Linked DNA regions of Homo sapiens: region 1 is linked to region 2. Evidence: read pairs that join two places in POLR2A ChIA-PET (ENCODE). Cell type or tissue: MCF 10A. All regions are shown on one strand. Each heading gives the region's core, and the rest is flanking DNA. Links, peaks and the distances in the headings are about the cores only.

The links. Peaks named below come from ENCODE experiments on the same cell type or tissue, not always from the same donor. Only the 100,000 strongest peaks of a DNase experiment are listed, where the experiment ranks them.
Region 1: POLR2A ChIA-PET joins it to region 2 with 7 read pairs; 2 of 35 experiments call an interaction of 5 or more read pairs at or near these places.

The regions. Positions count from the first base shown.
Region 1 is chr2:143,959,022-143,969,274 of GRCh38, reverse strand. All of the region lies in intron 8 of QTMAN (queuosine-tRNA mannosyltransferase), which reads left to right. QTMAN-AS1 (QTMAN antisense RNA 1) reads right to left here. Exons shown (of 3, transcript NR_110237.1): 3 at 5,119-5,449. Among named protein-coding and RNA genes, the nearest start is that of QTMAN-AS1, 27 kb to the right of the region's middle. In MCF 10A, for the core only: no CTCF peak of the experiment used is centred there; no DNase peak of the experiment used is centred there.
Region 2 is chr2:145,935,004-145,945,256 of GRCh38, reverse strand. No RefSeq gene overlaps it. Among named protein-coding and RNA genes, the nearest start is that of LINC01911, 900 kb to the left of the region's middle. RefSeq lists an enhancer at 9,542-10,253. In MCF 10A, for the core only: no CTCF peak of the experiment used is centred there; a DNase peak (open chromatin) is centred at 5,126.

The DNA of each region.
Region 1 (10,253 bases), core at 1,543-9,542, 2.0 Mb after region 2:
ACAGGTGGTTTCGAGTGTTAATTGAAGGGCTGGTACTTGAATAGCCAGAAAAGAAGGATTAAGTTATTCCAAAAGGGGAAACAACATGGGCAAAGCACAAGAAGCCAACATTTTAGAAAATGTGATTAAATGAGAGAAAAACCTCAATGATGAGTGCTGTGAGGTCATTAAACAGAACAGGACATTCTACATGCAGACTTAGTAAGTAAGTTGGTATGTGCATTACACAGGTAGGGTAGGGCCCAAATATGGAGGAGCTTGATAACCAAAGTAGATTGGGTAAAGATAAGGAATAGGGAGCCTAGATCTTGAACAGGAAAGAAATATGATGAAACCTGTATTTTAGGAAGCTGTGTCTCGCAACGATATGTAGACAGAATCACAGTAAGACCCTCTGGTAGTAATCCCAGTGTGATCCTGTAAGGTGCTGGCAGAGAGATTAGTGAGAGGGCTGTATGAGAGGGATGTTCTCAAGGAAAGCACAGAAGAGAATTTGATAGATGGGTGGCTATACAGAAGGAAGGAAAGAAAAGATCAGCTCATTTGCAAAGCTCATAAGTTCAGTTTTGTTTGTACCAGCCTTGAGGTGTTTGTGGATGGATTGAGAAACGATGCTGGAGGAAATTCCCCCCATCAGAAGGCTTCTTAGCTGGTCTTACCACTGCGTACTTTCAGGCCACCACTACAAAGAAGACTCGGTTTTTACTCAAAAGCCTAAGTTCTGGGATTACATCTCTCCTCTCCCACACATTGACCTTGAGTTATTTAGAGCAATATGGAGGGTTGAAAATAGGGTGTGGAGCAGTTAGGGGTCCAAGTACTTAGTGCTCAGTAATTACAGGTGAGTAATTATTGCTCACTTTGGCTTCGCTTCCACACATACTTACTGAGCACTGTGGAGGGGGGATTCCACAGTGAACAGCACTCAGTTTCCCCCTCAGGGATCTCTGTCTAACTGGGATGCTGTGAAATACACAGAGAGTACTGTGGAAGCCCACAGGAAGGGATAGCATATTGTCTATACACGTGCTTCTGTTACTCCTAGTAGCAACAGAGATTTTTTTCTGCCTCAGCCACTGGTTCATCTCTACCATTTCAAATGTGAATTGAGTCTTCACGGCCATGGCACTTCATCTTGCACAGAGGAGGAGCCCAGGTGTGGAATGGATGAAAGAGCTGGTAACTTTCCAGGTTGTGCCCTTAGAAGGCCGCTTTGCTGGTCTCTACAACAAAGGCTTCCTAACAGGCCATTCTGTATCACTTCAGCCATTATTGTCACCCCTCTAGTTTATGTAACAGGTTCTTAGATAGCATTTACTGTATTCCAGGTGTTCTAAGCTGTTCATGAATATTAACTCTGTAATCCTTTATAACAATCCTGTTCAGTATTGCTACCTCCATTTTTTCCCAGGTGGAGAAACAAATAGGCCACTCAGCTAGGTAGTGCTTTAGCCACTGAGGTATACTGCTTTTTCATGTTCTTTTTTTCTGACCCAACTGTTTCTCTAACTTTAAACATTAATTTTTCCCCAGCTCACCATTCAGCATTCGTAATCTCTTATCTAGCGCTTCCACAAAAAGGATTACCTAGCTGGCATGCATTTCTTTGTCTGATGTCTCTTTGGGTACTACATTATCATTTCTGGCCAGGTGCAGTGGCTCACACCTGTAATCCCAGCACCTTGGGAGGCCGAGGTGGGTGGATCACCTGAGGTCAGGAGCTCAAGACCAGCCTGGCCAACATGGTGAAACCCCATCTTTACTGAAAATACAAAAATTAGCCAGGCATGGTAGTGCACGCGGGTAATCCCAGCAACTTGGGAGGCTGAGGCTGGAGAATCACTTGAACCTGGGAGGCACAGGTTGCAGTGAGCCAAGATCATGCCATTGCACTCCAGCCTGGACAACAGAGTGAGACTCTGTCTCAAAAAAAAAAAAAAATTATATACTATGTGATACCTAGCCAGAAGAATTACTCTTAACGCTGTTAACATTTGTAGGGATATGGTTCTCTTGCAAATAATTGCAATTATTATTATGCTATTAATAACTTCCATTAATTGAAAGTGTGCTTCTTTCTTGGCCATTTGCCTGATTATTTTATGTAATGCTCATGATACTCCCATTGAGGGTAGGTATTACCCTATCCCATTTTATAGGTAGGGAAACAGACTCTGAAAGCTTAAGTCACTTTGATTACATTGCCTATAAGTGAGTCAAGCATTTCTCTTTCACATACAAGCCAGAAGGATTGGAAAACCAAGAAAGGCTTAATGTATCACTGCAGGACCATTGATTACTCTGTTTTCAGCTTTGTTTTCTTTCCCTCTCTACAGAACTCTTGGGAGGAAAGTGGCACACCACTGAGTGATGGCATTAGTGCCAAGTTTTACTGCCCTTTCTGATGAAGCAAACAATCATCACTAAATTTCTTTTGAAAACTATAACTCAGCAACTTTGTAGAGTCTCTATACTGTTGATTGTTTTCAAGCAAAAATTATGTTGTTACAAAGTTTTTGTAATCTTTTTCCTAAAATGTATAGTAGAATTAAGAGTGTCAGTTACAATTTATAGTGCTACAGTTTATAGATCTTTTGCATCATCCCTTCATTTTACAGGAGATGAGAGATCTAGAATCAGTGACTTTCCCAAGGCCTCACTGCTGGGCGCAGTGGGTGAGATGGGCAGTAGATAGTGGCAGGGTTTGGAGTAGAACCTGGGAGTCCGTTTTCCTCAGCCCTAGTCACTGCTACATTTTTTCAATAAATGTTTTTAAAATACGTTCTTTGTTCCAGGCACTGTTGAACATTTAGGATGCAATGGTGAATGAAGTAGACATGTTCTGTGACATTTGAAACTTATAGTCCCACTCCAGTGCTTTGTTCATCACTTAATAGAACATTCCTTAAAAATGATAGAACTGACATTTCTTGAGCACATAGCATGTGCTAGATGCCGTTCTCAGCCCTTTATGCATTGCCTTATGTAGTCTTCACAATAGCCCTGTGAATTGGCACTGTTGGAATTACCATTTACAGCTGAAAAAAGTAAGGCACAGGGAGGTTAAGTCACTCGCCTGAAACCACCCAATCAGTCTACCTCAAAGGCAAGTGCTCAGCCTGTGCTCTACAGGGAAATTCACAGAATCATCCCTGTTTTACAGGTAAGAAAGCAGGAGTTGATAACGGTGAGAAATTCCTGGCCACTCATGTGAAATGAATAGGAAAAAAAAACAGTAAATATAGGGTTCAGTACTACCTACAGTTTCAGGCATGCAATAGAGGTCTTGCAATTCATCCCCTGTGGATAAGGGACAACTATTTCATTGCCTGTAATCTTCTTGCTGGAAACAACCCAGCTGGTATCTGAAGACGCATCTAGCAACTATGTCCTGGAAAGCACAGCAGATATGAAGTGGAGGTAGTCTCTGTAGAAATGGAGTTACTTATCACTTGCAGGTGACTTGGCATTTTGAAAAGCTTTTAGTGGTTTTCAACCAGAGATTCCCACCTCCACCTCCAGGGACATTTGGCAATGTCTGGAGACATTTTTGGCTGTCACAACTGTTGTGCAATGGGGTGGTGCTCCTGGCGTCTAGTAGGTAGAGGCCAGAGGTGCTGCTAAACATTCTGTGGTACACCAGACAGCCCCCACGGCAAATAATTATCCAACCTAAAATGTCAATAGTGCCTAGATTGAGAAACTCTGATTTGTGGGAATTGAACTCAGCAAACCAGGCTTGGGACTGGGTCTCTTGAAGCTTTCTAAGTTAATTCATGTTCATCCATCTGTGCAATGAAAAGGAGGAGATGGGAAAGGGAAATAATAATAAAATCACCTGCCCTATCAACTTCAGTGAGTTATAATGAGGATTTCAGCACAATTAGATAATTTGAGGGAAAGTGCTATCTAAACTACTATGCAGATTTTATTATAGGACTCATGGACTTGCCTCCAGAGTTTGTACATGGAATGAGTTTTTAATACATTTTGGATCCATAGGAGACATGAATGATCCTGTACCTTAAAAGTTCATTTTGTTTTTATTCAGAAAATTGGAAAGGTCATTCTGCTACATAAAGCATCTGCATCAGACTCCATATTACAAATGAACCAAAAAGCCTAGAAGCTCCTCAATGCAAATATTTGAGTTTTGGCCAATTCTCATGATAAGGTCACATTGTTAGCCCTTGAGATTATTAAAAAAAAAAAAAGAAGAAGAACAAAATGCTTAAGATATCAAATAAGTGGAATGTGTTTGTGTACTTAATAATTTCCCACAAATGGTAATTCTAAACAAAATATTATTTTCTGTGAACTGCCAAAGACTTAAACAAGCGTTCTTCTTTCCATGCTGCAGACATGGTGGGAAAAGGAGTTTTAGCTTTAGACATTAGGGCAGCCAGAAAGGTTACAAGGAAACCAAAAACCTGAACTATGGTTTTCGCAGACAGAAGTCTTTCTGTTTCACCTTTAATTTGAGGTTAAGAACAGTATATGGAAAGCTTCTGGTTAGTATCTGGTATGACAATGGTTATTACTATGATCTTGGCATATTTCTGGTTCTTGGCTCTGGAGTCAAATGTTGGATAATTATATAACATTTCCCTCCACTTCCATCTTCTCCTTCACTCAGCTCCCAGCTCCTGTCTCATTTTCATCAGAGCAGCTATACTAAGGGGGAAATACTAGAAAGGTTCTAGGACACAAATAACATACATCACACTAATATAAAGTTGTAAAATTTTGTCACAAGGAGAGCCTAGCAAAAGGAAAGCTACTAATGTATTGATAAATGTTGAATTATAAGAAGATTAGGCCAGGCACAGTGGCAGAGAGAGACCTTGTTGTCTCAAAAAAACAACAAAAGATAAATACATTGAGATGAAGTTAATGTACTAGTAAGATTGAATAAACTCATTTTTCTCCAGACCATACCATTCCCTAAACCTATTCCTTTTCCTTATAATTTTTTTATCATTATTCATTCCCTAACATATAATTACTTACTGAGTTCCTGTTATGGTCTAGCACCATGTAAAGTATTGTGGATACCAAGAGATGAAGACATGGTTCCTCCCCTCTGGAATCTTACTGGCTCATTAGAAAACAAAAATGTTTATATAATTACATTTTATTATATCACATTCTTGTTTATATTGTAACATTTTAATAATTTTGAATACATTATTTACAATGTTTATGGGCAAACCTTATAGCAGTCTAGTGATTTAACAAGTATTAACCTCCCCAAATTATAGCTGAGGAAATGACGCATATTAGCTCCATTTTAGTAGCATGCATTTGAAGTCGATTCTCAGTAGACAGAGCCATCTTCACATGATTCTTAGAAATGAACACATAGTTACTTTCCCGAGAATATGATTGAGAAAGTTAGTCTTCAAGAATCTGAAATTCAAACTGAAGGCTTCTGTCTCCCAGTCCTTTGCTGAAATAAAGAAAACAACAAAACATAATGGGAAAAGTAAGGAAGATTCAATTAAAGGTAGGCATATAAGCTCCTGACAGAAAAAGAATACATGCTAAATAGAAATGATGGTATCTCTTAAGATAATTTATGAATTTAACAAGACTCCAATTAGGGTGCCAGAATATTACTTTACATATCCTCACAAAGTGGTTCTAAAATCTGAACAAAATAAGTAAATGAAAGGGCAAACTAGCAAAGGAATCATGAAGGAAAACATGTCCTACCAAATTCAGAACATGTATGAAGTGAGAACTTTTCAAAGAGTACCATAGAGATTTAAAATATGAAAGTAAAAAAAAAAAACTAGGCAGAAATGGAGAAGCAGAAATACAACTTGTATATACATTTAAGAGCCCACAAACTTATGATAACACAATTTACTAATACACTTATCCCAGCTCAAAAACAGAGTATTTTTTCTTAGTGAAATCAGTTAATTGAATAAAATAAATGTTTATATGATAAAACAACAAATTATACATTTATAAGTAAAGGTTTGCAATAGCATCAACACATTATTATAAGTACAGTAATCTACTGAATTCTTACTCTGCACCAAGCCAGGGCTAGGCTTTTACTCTGATATCTCATTTTGTATGACAACAATCCCCTTAATAAGTATAATTACTTTCCCCTATGTATAGGTGAGGACACTAAGGCTTTAGTTAAATAACTTGCCTGAGGTCACACAGCTAATAAACAAAAGAGGTGATAATATCAGAAGAAATAAATACTAAATCAAATTTTAGGGGGGAAAACTCTCTAATTTTACCAGTAATGAAGTACATATAAATACAAAAAAAATTATGACCGAGCAGTTGCATTGAACAAAACAATAAAAGTAAAGACTTGTAACTAAGACTAGCCCACTTGTGGGGCAACATCTGCATGTATGGTGATGGTGATGCACATTATTTTTCCTGAACTATATTACTCTACCCTTTGTTTAACTCAGACATTTCACAGGAAATGTATCCCATGGAAATAATTCCAAGAAGGAAAAAAACAAATGACAAAAGTTGTTCTTGCCTCTTTCTCTTCTCTACTGTCCCATAGTGAACAGGTAACTAAGATCCTATTCTTTCTTGATCCCATGCCTCCTTCTGATTCTGTTGGCTCTTTTCCAGTTCTTGCCCTTTTCTTCTGGGCCCTTGACTCCTACAAAGGCTTCAGATTAGTCTCCCAGACTCTGGATACCTTGACACTGAGTTCATCCACTTGCTATTATCAGTGTTCTTTCTAAACCTAGAACATCCAAGAAGATAATCATAATAGTATAACAATAATAAGTGTTTGTGTCAGATTTTCTGCAGGATGAACTTAATTTCCTTTATAGCGGGGGAGGTTCTTCAAAATCTCACCCTAGGCTAGTTCCTCATGAATTCCAGTTATCTTTGCCATTTCCTGAATACAGCTGTGCCCTTACCCACCTCTATGTCTTGTGTTATTTGTTGCTTAAATTCCTTTCTTCCTCCCCATGTAGACACAGTCAAACCCTTTCTCCACCTGGCAAAATCCCAACTCTATACCTTCCTCTTCTCTTTCCTTCCTATTGTTTCATGGCATCTATACTCATTCCATCAGTTGCAAAGCATGTATCACACTGCACCATAGTGATATATATATCACTTATCACTTGGCTGCCATAATAGGGCCATGGTATAACTGACTGGAAGGCACTTTGTAGGTGAAGAGTAGAACTTTTGAAACAGCCCCACAGAAGAGGAGTCTGCAGCACTCCTGGTGGGAGTGCTATCCTGGCCCAGCTTTTATTGATACCCTAACAAGGATGAGGTTCCCATTCAGTACCTGTGAAGCTATCTTTTCCTTTCTCAGGAAAGGCTTATTAACTGGGCTGATACCCTTCCCTCCCAAATGCTCAGAACATTCACCAGCTGCAAGTAACTGGTAACAACTCACTCTCATTCCTCAATGTGTCCTGTGAGAATCCATTTTTTTCTAGGATCACTCCCAGGCATGCCAGTCCCTGGGCTTAAAGTCTACTCCTGCAGCTTCTGTAAGTAGAATAATCTTTTCTACTGAAACCAGAAGATCCATTGCCACTCTTAAGGCAAGATCATTTATCCATCCTACCAGGGAAGACCATGAAGATAATGAGTTCTGGAATACAGCTCCCAAAACATCTCTCAAGAAATTGTTCTCAAAAATTATAAATATGAAAACATCACTGAGGGAAAATGCTCTGTCATTTTCATAAGCTGTCCTCAAAGTTTGAGAAATGTGTACTTGGGAAAGACACAGGAAAATAAATTAATTAATGGAAAAGATCGACATTACTAGACAAATAGGAAATTGGAAACAGACCTTAATTTTGAAAGCCTGTAAAGGCATATGAGATTTAGGGTTGATGGGAGCTCTTAGGATGTAGTTGCTATACTTGGTTTTCAGTTCCTATAGTTGTATATGGTCATGATTTGGAGTGTGGTATGGTCAAAATAATATTTCCCCAGTAAAAGACTATGGGGGAAGGCCTGCTTGTTTTAATATTCCTGTTTCCTGCAATGCCTATCAGAACAGGAGTCTCTGACAGAAAGCAGCACAACAGGGAATGAGTATGAATATCTGGATCCAACTAGTGAGTTTTTCCAGCTATATCTCTCCTTGGCTAAATTGTTACATTTGTGAAATGGAAACCATCAGATATATGCTGCCATGAAATGAACACTGTCCTGGAATTTATAAGGCTCAGGGTCTAGTTCCAGCTCTGCCATTGATTAGCCATGTCACCTCTTTCAGCCTTACTTTACTCATCTGTAAAATAAAGTCATTCCAAAGAAGATAGAACTAGAAGGGACCTTGGAGATTTCTCAGCTTTTAAAATGCAGACTTAAAATTCCCACCCGCAAGGGGATTTTACTTAGTGACGCTTTCTGAAATGTGTATTATGAAACCCGTAAGCATAATAATTATACTTTTTCAATACACTTTGTTTTCTACCTGTATTTTTTTTTTCACTTTTATCATAGGTTCAGGGGGTTACATGTGCAGATTTGTTAAAAAGGTATATTGAAAACACTTTTTATTCCTCACCGTTCTGATGTCTACCTGTGCTGCCAACAGCAATTATTCCAGCTACCCTGGTGTGTGTTTTTTATCCTGTCATTGCCTCTCACTCGTTCTTCACCTTCAAGTATCCTATGGGAGCTTTTATTCTTTCTTGTTGAGTTTATCTTTAGGTCTTTGTGAGGCTGACTAAAAACACTCCTAAAGATGAGCCCATGTATCTCACCTTCTCTTCTGATCTTATCACATTAAGTACAGCCTCATTGTTCTGACTTTCCTGATATGGTTTCAGCTACCTTCCTAGCCTTACTTCAATCCTTGAACATTATATCCTGGACTGTAGCCTAGATTAGTCAGTGTTCCCTGAAGATGGCTCATATCTCACCATCCAGTGCCCCTCCCTCCTCCTTTATTTGTCAAAGCTCAACCCATCTTCCAAGAGTCATCTCACCCACTTTCCCAGGCCTCTCAAACACATGTACTACCTCCTCTCTTTGAATGTCCATGAGATTTTGTTGGCATTTTGCAGTGTACTTATCATACATACTTCAATAATAGAAGGCTCTTGAGAATAATGGCAGTTGTATCTGACACAACCTGATATGACCCAAAGATCCTAGTACAGCTGTGTTTTCAAACTTTTGACCATGATCCACATCAAGATATATATTTACATTGTGGCTCAGTATACCTATTAATGTAGACATATTTATAATTGAAACAAGGCTTTTATAATACATATTCTTACTACATTTGACGCACTCTGATGTTTTCTTTTTCTGATTTAATTTCTTTTTATGCTGCTCTAAATTGATTTCACAACCATTAGCCACAATTGTAAAAAACACCATAATATAGCACACTGCACAAAGTAGGTATACTGTTGTACACATTTAATTAAATTGACTCGGCTTTTTCCAAAATCATTATAGAAATATTACTGATTTGTGAATATATAAAATATATCCATTTTGATATATTTATTTAGATTTTAACTTTACCAAAAAAATATTTTATAACCTCAAAGTATTGCTGCTTTGGTTTTAATTTTACATGATCTGAAAAAGCAAATGCAGTTCATTTTTATGTATTTTTAAAGTAAGAAGATGAAGATATTTAGCTGTACGATAATTATCACTGTAATGACAAAACTCCTGAGATTAATGTATTTGACATACCATAAAATTGCTGTTTATTGAATGCTGAGTATGTTCCACACATTGTGCTAGGTGCTTCATATACATTTCCTTTAACTCTGTGACATTCCTCCAGGATCAGATATTATCTCCACTTTATAAGAATGCCAAATCAAACTGTACCATTTTACTCAGTGAAAATTCTTAGCAATAAACTAAAATCAGGAATTCTGATTTGGTTTTATTATCTTTCTTCCCACAAAGCTCCTTGTAATTTAGCAAGTGTTTTTTTTTTCCACAGTACATTTTAACTGTGTTCAGTGCTTATAAAAAATGTCAGACTGATGGTGTTGAGAATGAAAGTTGTACCAACTGATGAGTTAAGTTTCTTGATGTTCATTTTATGAACTTCATTAACTGAAAAATATAACAGAAAATAATGCTTTACAGTTCATTTTATCATATCTTAAAAGTTACATTGATTCTAGAAAAATAGAACGTTTAGTGTCTAGCTAGATACTAAGGACATAGTTGGTGTTCGATAATTGCTTATTGATTGATTAAACTAGTAAAGGGATATTAACCCTAAATGTTGGATTTAG
Region 2 (10,253 bases), core at 1,486-9,485:
AAAATCAAAAGTTAAATAAAAAATAGCTTGAAACAAGTAAAAATGGAAACAAAGCATACTAAAACTTATGGGATGCAGGAAAAGCAGTTCGAAGAGAGATGTTTATAGTAATGATTGCTTACATAAAGAAGAAAGGAAGCTCTCCAATAAGTGATCTCACTTTACATCATAAGGAACTAGAAAAAAAAAAAAAGAACGGAGTAAGCCTAAATTTAGCAGAAGGAAAAAAATAATAAAGACTGGAATAAAATGGAGGCAAAACAACAGAAAATATTACGAAAATTCAGAGTTGGTTTTTTGAAAAGATAAACGAAACTGGCAAACTTTCAGTTAACCAGGTGGAAAAAAAGAAATGATTTAAATAAATAGAATCAGATATGAAATAGGAGAGTTCATAAATTATAACACAGGGCTACAAAGGATGATAAAAAAAACTACTAGGACAATTACATGTGAACAAATTGTATACCTAAAAGAAATGAATAAATTCCTAGCAACCTTCTGATGCTGAATTATGATGAATTGGAAAATATAAACAGGCCAGTAATGAGTATGGAGATTAAATCAGTATTTTAAAATCTCCCAACAAAGAAAAGCCCAGGACCAGATTGCTTCACTGGTGTATTATACCAAACATTTAAAGAATAATTAACATCAAGCTTTCTCAAACTCTCCCTCAAAACTGAAGAGGATTGAATACTTTTAAACTTATTCTTCAAGGCTAGCATTACCCTGATACTGCAAACAGAGAAGCAAAGTAAATTACAGGCCAACATCACTGATGGATTCCTTTATACCAAAATAGGTATAAAAGAATATACTTCAACATAGTAAAGGACATATATGACAGTCTCACAGCCAAGATCATACTCAACGGTAAAAAACTGAAAGTTTTTCCTCTTACAACAGTAATAAGACAAGAATCTCCACTCTCACCACTTCTATTCAACATAGTACTAGAAATCCTAGCCAGAGCAATTAGGCAAGAAAAAGAAGTAAAATCATCTAAATAGAAAAGGATGATGTAAAATGGCTTTGTTTGCAGATAACATGATTTTATGTAGAGAAAAATCCTCAAGACTCCAGCAAATAACTGTTACAACTAATGAACAGATTTGATAAACTTTCAAGGTACAAAATAAACATTTGTAATTCTGTTGCACCTCTATCCATCAACAGCAAACTGTCTGAAAAAGAATTTAAGAAAATAATTCCATTTACAATTGCATCAAAATAGCAAAATACTTAGGAATAAATTTAACCAAGGAGGTGAAAGATCTATACACTGAAAGCTATAAAGCATGGATAAAAGAAATTAAAGACACAAATCAATAAAAAGATATTCCATGTTCCTAAATAGGAAGAATTAATTTTATTAAAATTTCTATACTAAAGTGATTTACATATTTGACGCCATACTTATCATAATTCCAATGACATGTTTCTCAGAAGTAGAAAAAAAACCCTAAAATTTGTGCAAATCTAAAATGACCCTGAATAGCTAAAACACTGTTGTGCAACTGGAAGCACTAGACTTCCTGATTTCAAATTAAATTATAACTCTGTAGCAATCAAAACATTATGGCAATACCATAAAAACAAACACATATAGTAATAAAATAGAATAGAAAGCTCACAAATAAAGTGATATGTGTGTATACATTACATATATATATAATGTATACACACACACACATATACATATATATAGTCAACTAGTCTTCCACAAAGCTTCCAAGAATACACAATGAGTAAAGGATAATGTCTTCAATAAATAACACTGGGAATACGTTGAATATCAATATGCAAAAGAAAGAAACTGGACTCATACCTTATATTATACACTAAAATCAACTCAAAAGGGATTAAAGAAATAGATTTAAGATGTGAGACTGTAAAACTACTAGATGAAAAATAGGAAAATGTTCCTTGACATTGTTTGGGCAATGATTTTTTTGGATATGACCTCAAAAGCACAGACAAAAAAGCAAAAAGCAAAAATATTACAAATTATGCCACATCAAATTAAATAGTTTCTTTTCACCAAAAGAAACAATCAACACAATTAAAAGGCAACTTATGGCTGGCGAGCATGGTGGCTCACGCCTGTAACCCCAGCACTTTGGGAGGCTGAGGTGGGTGGATCATGAGGTCACGAGTTCAAGACTAGCCTGGTCAAGATGGTGAAACCCCATCTCTACTACAAATACAAAAATTAGCAGGGCATGGTGGGAGGTACCTGTAATCCCAGCTACTCGGGAGGCTGAGGCAGAGAATTGCTTGAACCCGGGAGGCGGAGGTTGCAGTAAGCCGAGATCGTGCCACTGCACTCCAGCCTGGGTGACAGAGTGAGACTCTATCTCAAAAAAAAAAAAAAAAAAGGCAACTTATAGATAGGACAAAATATTTGCAAATCATGTATCCAAGAACAGGTTAATACCCAAAATATATAAGGAATTCATCCAAGTCAACAGCATAAAAGCATGTAGCCTGATTAAAGAATGGGCAAAGAATCTGAATAGACTTCTTTTTTTTTTTTCCCAAAGAAGAGATACAAATGGCCAACAGGTATATGAAAAAGTGCATAATATCACCAATAACCATTGAAATTCAAATTGAAACCACAAAAAGATATCACCTCATCATACCCATTAGGATAGCAATTATCAAAAAGTCAAAAGAAAGCAAGTGATGGTAAAAATGTGAATACTAAAGAACCCTTCGACAATGTTGGTGGGAATGTAAATTGATAGAATCAATAACAAAATGATTCTATCAATTTACATTTCCGCCACCATTGAGGTTCCTCAAAAAGCTAAAACTTTATCATATGATCTAGCAATCCCACTTCACCACTTCAGGACTTCAGGGCATATATATATATATATATATATATATATATATATATATATATATGTGATTTACATATTTGATGCCATACTTATCATAATTCTAATGACATTTTTCTCAGAAGTAGAAAAAAAAATCCTAAAATTTGTACAAATCTAAACTGACCCTGAATAGTTAAAACAATGTTGTGCAAGAACAACTGGAATATATATATATATATATAGACACACACATGCATATGCGTACATATGCGTGTGAATGTGTATAAATTCACTTACGTATGTGTGTGTAAATTCACTGTTTTGAAGAGCTATCTGTGCTCCCATACTTCCACGTTCATTGCAGCATTATTCACAATAATCAAGCTATGAAACAAAAGTGTATATTGACAGATGAATGAATGAAGAAAATCTGATACATAGACACACACAGAAGAATATTATTCAGCCTTAAAAATGAACTAAGTTCTGCCATTTTTGACAATGTGGATGAACTTGTAGGACATTATGCTAAGTGAAATAAGCTGGACATAGAAAGACAAATACTGCATGATCTCACTTATATGTGGAATCTTAAAAAGTTGGGCCAATAGAAACAGAGTGGAATGATGGCTGTCAGTGACTAGAAGAGGGGACAAATGGGGATATGCTGACCGAGGGGTACAAGCATTGAGTTACAAGACGGATACATTCTGGAGATCCAGTGTACAGCATGGTGACTATAGTTAACAATATGTGTAACAAATCTTAAATGTCATCATCACACACACAAAAAGGTTAACTATGTGAGGCGATAGAGATATTAATTAACTTGATGGTGATAATCCTTTCACATTGTATATGTACATAAAATCATTGGGTTGTAAACCTTAAATATATACTATTTTTATTTGTCAAACAAAATCACTGATAAGGAATATAAGCAACTTTCTGCAAGTTCAGGCCAAGTTTTTCTGCTAAATTAGTTCATGTCAAGTTAGCTTCCTCCTAAATGAATTCATGTGAGGTCAACTTGCCACCAAATGAGTTCGAAGAAATTGTTAAATTTTTAGCACTGTTTTGACTTCAGCAATGTGGGAAAAAAAAATCTGAAATTGTATAATATTAGCTATTTTCTATATGTATTCACTAAAATCTGAGTTTAATAATATATTCTGTTTTAATGTATGATAGCTTTTAAGGACTAATAAATAAAAGGTATATATAGTACTATATAAGGACTTGGTGTATCATGGTATAACAGAACTTAATTCACTTTAAAAATATGAAGCAATTACAGTAATTATAATAGATTGCATTTTGAAGGTCTCAATATCCTGAATTTTTAAAATGGTTTTATTTCATGCGCTTTTAAAAGACTATATTTAAAACTTGGGACATACAGAGTGAGGCACTCACTGTGATTTGTAAGTAATTGCTTCTTCATCTCCATGAGTAGCACCATCCCATTTAAGAAATGGAATGCAAAAGCTGATTACGCTGAGAAGAAGGATAGTTTCTGCAGCATTGTTTGCTGTATAGCACCTTGTGATACTTGCACTTCTTGCATTGAAACAATCTACTCTATGGGCACTGTTTGTATCAAAAGCCTTCTATACATAATGTGAAAGTTTCTTCAATTGTGAACAGCACAGTAGTAGTAGTTAGGGCTTTATTACTTAGTTCTAATTTGTATTGATGGCCTAAAAAAAGTAGCATGCTTTGCAGTTCTATGAAAGAAAAGATTATAAATGGAGATTAATTATAATTTTGCTAGCTCAGTACTTGTAAAACTAAAGCAATTTATATTCTTTCTCTTAATGATCTCCATTCCTGATTGCAGTAATGTAATCTAATTGTGATTATGATAGTATCTGAATCATGTGGGCCTCAATGTGATTGAAACTACTCTTTGCATTAAAAAGTAATTTTGGAGTAATGATGAAAAGTTACTGTGGAAAATTGGCAAGTAATATATTTTACTCTGTATCTTAAGTTTCTGCTTTCATTTTTGATTATATCTCATAGCATGGATAAGTACGATATTATATCAAGGATTTATTACATCAAAGCCTTATCGATGATAAGTATGAGTATGAGTATCAAGGATAAGCATGATATTATTGAAATGGAAATGCTATGGTTGAGTCAGAGAAATGACTGAGGAATTAAAATGCTAGGATAAGGTTTACTGAAAGTGGAAACCAAATAAGAAGGAGGAGGGAGGGCTCAATATTGCACACGTATGATAGCCAGTAAAAAGAAATGCTGTGGGTGTTTAGCTGACACAGCAGATGCTATTTGGACAGACATTAAGGAAAATAAGGGTAGTCAGGTATTTTGTGAATGTTGAAATACACCTCCAGGGCAGGAAGAGAAAATAGACAGGAAATGTTTTGTTTTATTTTGTTTTGTTTCTTAATAAAATACCCTTAGCAGGGTTGAAACTTGTTAAGGCAAAAAAAGTAATCCACATGTATGCACAGTTAAAGATGATGATTTGCAAAATCGTGCTCTAGAATTTGAAAAATAAGTGAATAAAAGTTAATTTTTTTAATATTTACTATTGAAACACCTAGATAAGTATTTATTATGAAAATAGAAGATTTCAAGGGAGGTTGTTCTGGGAAAGGATATTTTTGAAAGAATGCAAAAACCACAAAGAAAATTTTTCTTATAATCATAATGAATTTGTGGGAAAACTTATAATTTAAAAAAGTGGTGATGCATTTAGTAGCCATTTAAATTATGATTAAGGAAAAAGCTGATATACTTTAAAAATGAGCCTAAGCAAAATTATGCTTGAAATATCCTGAAACAGATATTACATAAATATAATTGAATTGATAATAGGTAGTAAAAAGAAAGAAGCTGACTAATAGAAATCTATCAAAATTTTGAAGGACAAGTTGGCACTTCTTATAATAGAGAGTATTTGCTAATCCCTCAAGTTATAGCATGGGTGAAATAAGAACACCAATAGGTAACCTCCCCATGACACTCAATCCAAATGTAAGAAAGGATATCTTTCAAACCTTCATTTCTGGGTGACACCACAGGGGGAAAAAATGGATAAACAAGAAAAGAAAGTACAAACTCATTTTGTAGTTACTACTGACAGTGAAAACAATCCTCTTGCTCCATCCCTGGAGTCTGTGAAGATCCATTTTAAAATGTCTCTTGAAGCAGTGATGTGACTCAGGAGAAGAGAAGGGATTGCCTATATATAAATGGCTCACTGTTTCTAGTGGAAAGAGGCACATTAACTCTTTCAGACCACTAGAATCCATTTACCAAATTACGTTTCTTTCTTTCTTTCTTGTTTTTAGTGCAACAAATTGTACTGAAGAAGTAATGCAACTCCATGAAGTGCATCATTTCCTCCCATTCTGTCTCTGATACTTATGTACAGATAAGTGCCTTGTCTATTGCCATTTTTAGACTCACCCTTTAAGAGGAATACACTGTGAAATAGATACTCTCCAAGCTCAGTCAAGAAGAGAATATCGTGAACCTCTATGGTACATTACGGTCAGTTATAATAGACCAGGGAGGGAAGTGAGCCTATGGTCTATAGACCATAATGACTATAATATGATGACCCTGTAACACATAGATGCATTGAAGTGTAGCACTGAAACTTTTGCAGTTTTTCTTTATCAGAGATAGCTGTAAAAATGTCCAAGATAGGCAAGATGCTTATTTCTTCCCACCCTCCTGGTGAACTTATATCCCAACATGGAAAGAGGATGAGCCTGTTCCACCTCATTTCTACTTTCTTGAATGAATTCCACAGTTTTCTCACTTCAAGATAGAAAGTCCATCTTTTTTATTCTAGTGAATCATGGATCTTTTTGTCATCCTTTCTTAAAAGAATATGGCAATATTTGGTATTAGAGCAATTGTTATATTCTTGAGCAAAGACTTGACATATTAAGCCTTTTGGGAGGCTGTTGTTTGTGGGAAATTCTCTGTGGCAAGCTCATTTATTTATTCATACACTTATCAGTGTATCCATAAGTTACTGCAATTGACAAACGCTGAAATAAGCATGGGAGAAACAGGGATGATTCCTCTGCACGTGGGTACTTAATCCTAATGCCTACAATCTAATGAGGCAGTACATCCATTGTGCTCAGCGCCTTCATTCAATCACTCCCACGCTGTAACATGGAAATTGGAGGGCACGAGACAAACACAGGAGGGGCACATCTAATTTACTGTTAAGGTCGGGGGACACTTCCTAGAAAAAGGAACTAGATAACTTAAAGCTGCAGTGGAAAGTGATGGAGGCCAAAGTGAGTCCCATTTCTATCTCTTCGATGTGTTTACATGGAAGAGGAGTTAAAAGAAACTTTAAACACGTGGTGTACCGTTATACCATCAATTTGTTGAGTGAGATTGCTGTGTGTTACTAATTCTTAAGAGGATACAGTGAGATAACAATATAATTTATTATTTCACACATTGAAGACTCTCTTTCTGTTTCTCTTTAACTTCAGCTGCTTTATTTTGTCTCTGGCAACTCAGCAACTACCTGCTTGTGTACTATTTCTCCCAGAAAATTGGTTATGGCTACTGACATGTAGCTCATGAAAAAATTATAACCAAGTTATTAAATTTTATTTACTTAAGGTAGTGATGTTCAGTACAGGCTAGACTTTAGAATCACCTGGGAAAATTTTCGCAAAATAATTATGATCCACCTACACTAAATATACCAGGAAACTAGGAGAGCTGACCAAATATCAATGAACCAACAAGCAGAAGGACCACATTCACTCATCCCATGAAAGCAACACATTCATTTTACAGGATGAAGGGCCCAGCCAGTCAATAACGGCAATGCAAATTAAGCCTATGTAACAAAAGAAGTATGATAGTATTAACATCTATTCTCACCAGCTCCTTTTTGTTAGTCCTTTGTTTGTTTGTTTGCTTTCGAGATGGAGTTTCACTCTTGTTTCCCAGGCTGGAGTGCAATGGCGCAATCTTGGCTCATCACAACCTTCTCCTCCCAGGTTCAAGTGATTATCCTGCCTCAGCCTCCTGAATAACTGAGATTACAGGCATGCGCCACCACGCCTGGCTAATTTTGTATTTTTAGTAGAGACGGGGTTTCTCCATGTTGGTCAGGCTGGTCTCCAACTCGCAACCTCAGGTGATCCCCCGACCTTGGCCTCCGAAAGTGCTGGGATTACAGGTGTGAACCACTGTGCCTGGCCACTTTTTGTTTTTATTAGTAACCTTAGGTGTATTAGTAATAAATCGTGCAGACAATGTCTCAGCATTTCCTTTTATATTTTGACCAGGTTATGACTTCACAACTATCAGGGTTAATTCTTGACTTAGCCCTAGGTAATCATCTCTCTAGTCTGGAAATTAACGTGTTTAGTATTTTGGAATTAGGAGGATAACTGCTTAATATCCATAGCTAATATTCATGATGTCTGAGCTTCAGTGGCAAGGACCATGAAATCATGCCATATATTTGGTCGATTGGAGGAATAATATTTATCATTTATTGAACTTCTATGCCAATGACCATGCTGGGTATTTTTCATGCATAACCTCACTTAAACCTCAGCTATTATTGTCCTCATTTTGTATACGGAAAGCTCCGTCTCAGAGAATTTTCATGAATTTACTGAAGCAACACAGATCCTGCAAACCAACATTTAAACCCCAGGTATGTCTGCCTGCAGAGCCTATATTTGTCTCTCGTTGCCATACTACCTCTCTCTATAGAGAACACCGAAACATTCTTTGGAAAAGTCATGCAGAAATTATCTCAAAAGTTAGGGCAACTCTCTATAACAAGGGACAGATAACTGCAGTTATAGTCACAGAATGACTCAGTTGTGTTTGACAACAGCCCATGAAAACAAGACCTCTTAAAGGGAGATTAATGCCATCAAATCCTTTCAACTCAGACCTACACCTGCTTATACAATTGGCCTTTCACATACCAGTCGGTAAAATCCAGCCTCGGGAGAGAGAGACACATGCAGTATTTATATTGTTGTTGAAAGTTTCACGGCCTTCAAACCACACAGGTTGGAATTGAATGTGAAAATCTGTCTTCTGACTTCTTTTGAGGAATTGCTAATCTTCCGAAGGATGTTGTGCTTGCTCTGCACAAATAGTTTTGCAGGAGAACGTGGTTATGCTGTGGTCGCTAAAAGAAGCTAAGTTGTTTCCTTCATTTACAACAACAGCAAAAAGAATTATTTGCTATATTGAAGCTGTTTAAAATCAATAACACAAAGAATAGAATATTTCATTATCCTTTAAAACAATATAGGAGGACCCTGCTCCTATCATTTTGACTTCCAAGAGAACATATAAAATTAAAGGTGATGGCTAAATAAAAGGCTGAATTAAACAGTTGCTTGATCCAGTAGACCCTGGGCAGGAACAAATGGCCATACCTGCACCAGAATTATTTTGCAACAAACCAAATGTAAGCTGTAGCCTGGGCAATACTACTTACTGCTAGGGTGTTAAGCCAGTCACTGTTTACTCTAAGTTGAGAAAGAACAATCTATCTCTGCATGATTTTCTACAACATCCCAACTCCTAAACACTTAATATCCTTGCTTTTAGAAACAAATATCAGACTTTATTTTGATTAAGTCAGATTGCCTAATGTTTTATTCTTCTGAAAGCGGGTACAAATACTAGAGTTAACTGATTTCTAAAATGCCTAAGTAATAGGCGTTTGGAGTGTGAAGAACCATGTAATGAGTCCATTCAACATCTTTTTGGGGGGCATCTTGTTTTCATAATAGGCAATGTTGTCTTTTGCCATAAGAAGAGAGGTAGCTTAAAGTACTTCCCAAAGTGGCAGAGTTGCAGAAAAAAATCCTATTGCCAAAAGCCAGTTTCTTAGCAACAGCACCCTCTAATGTGTCACAAAGTCTGAAGCCTTTTGGCCCCTCAAAGGAAGTTCCTTAGGTGTCTTTTACACATTGAATGCTTTGTGATAGTTGAGGCCTGCTGGCTGTCAACTCCGTCCCTTAAGGGAACTTGACAGATCTTAAAAAAAAAATCAATTTTAAACTCACATGCCCCAGTGGGTGCCAAAGCCACTTCAGAGAGCCTGAAAGATGGCTGAGTCGACAGGATTTGACTTCTGGAGGTAGAAAGGTGACAAACTCTATCATGAGAAAGGGGCAGCTTGGGGCCTCAGAGGCCTAACCTGCTCCCAGGATCTGGGGCCTGGTGTTGTATTGAACCTATTTATCTCTTTCATGGGCCTAAGGTACCACAGGGAAAGAAAAGTTGTTCAAAAAATGCTGGCAGAATTCAGGGGTGTAAATGATGAATTACTTTTCATCAGCTGAAAGGAAACATACTCCGGAACAATACTGAAAGGGAGCAGGAGCGGCTGACCCCTGCTTCAGAGCAGCCAATATCTTCATT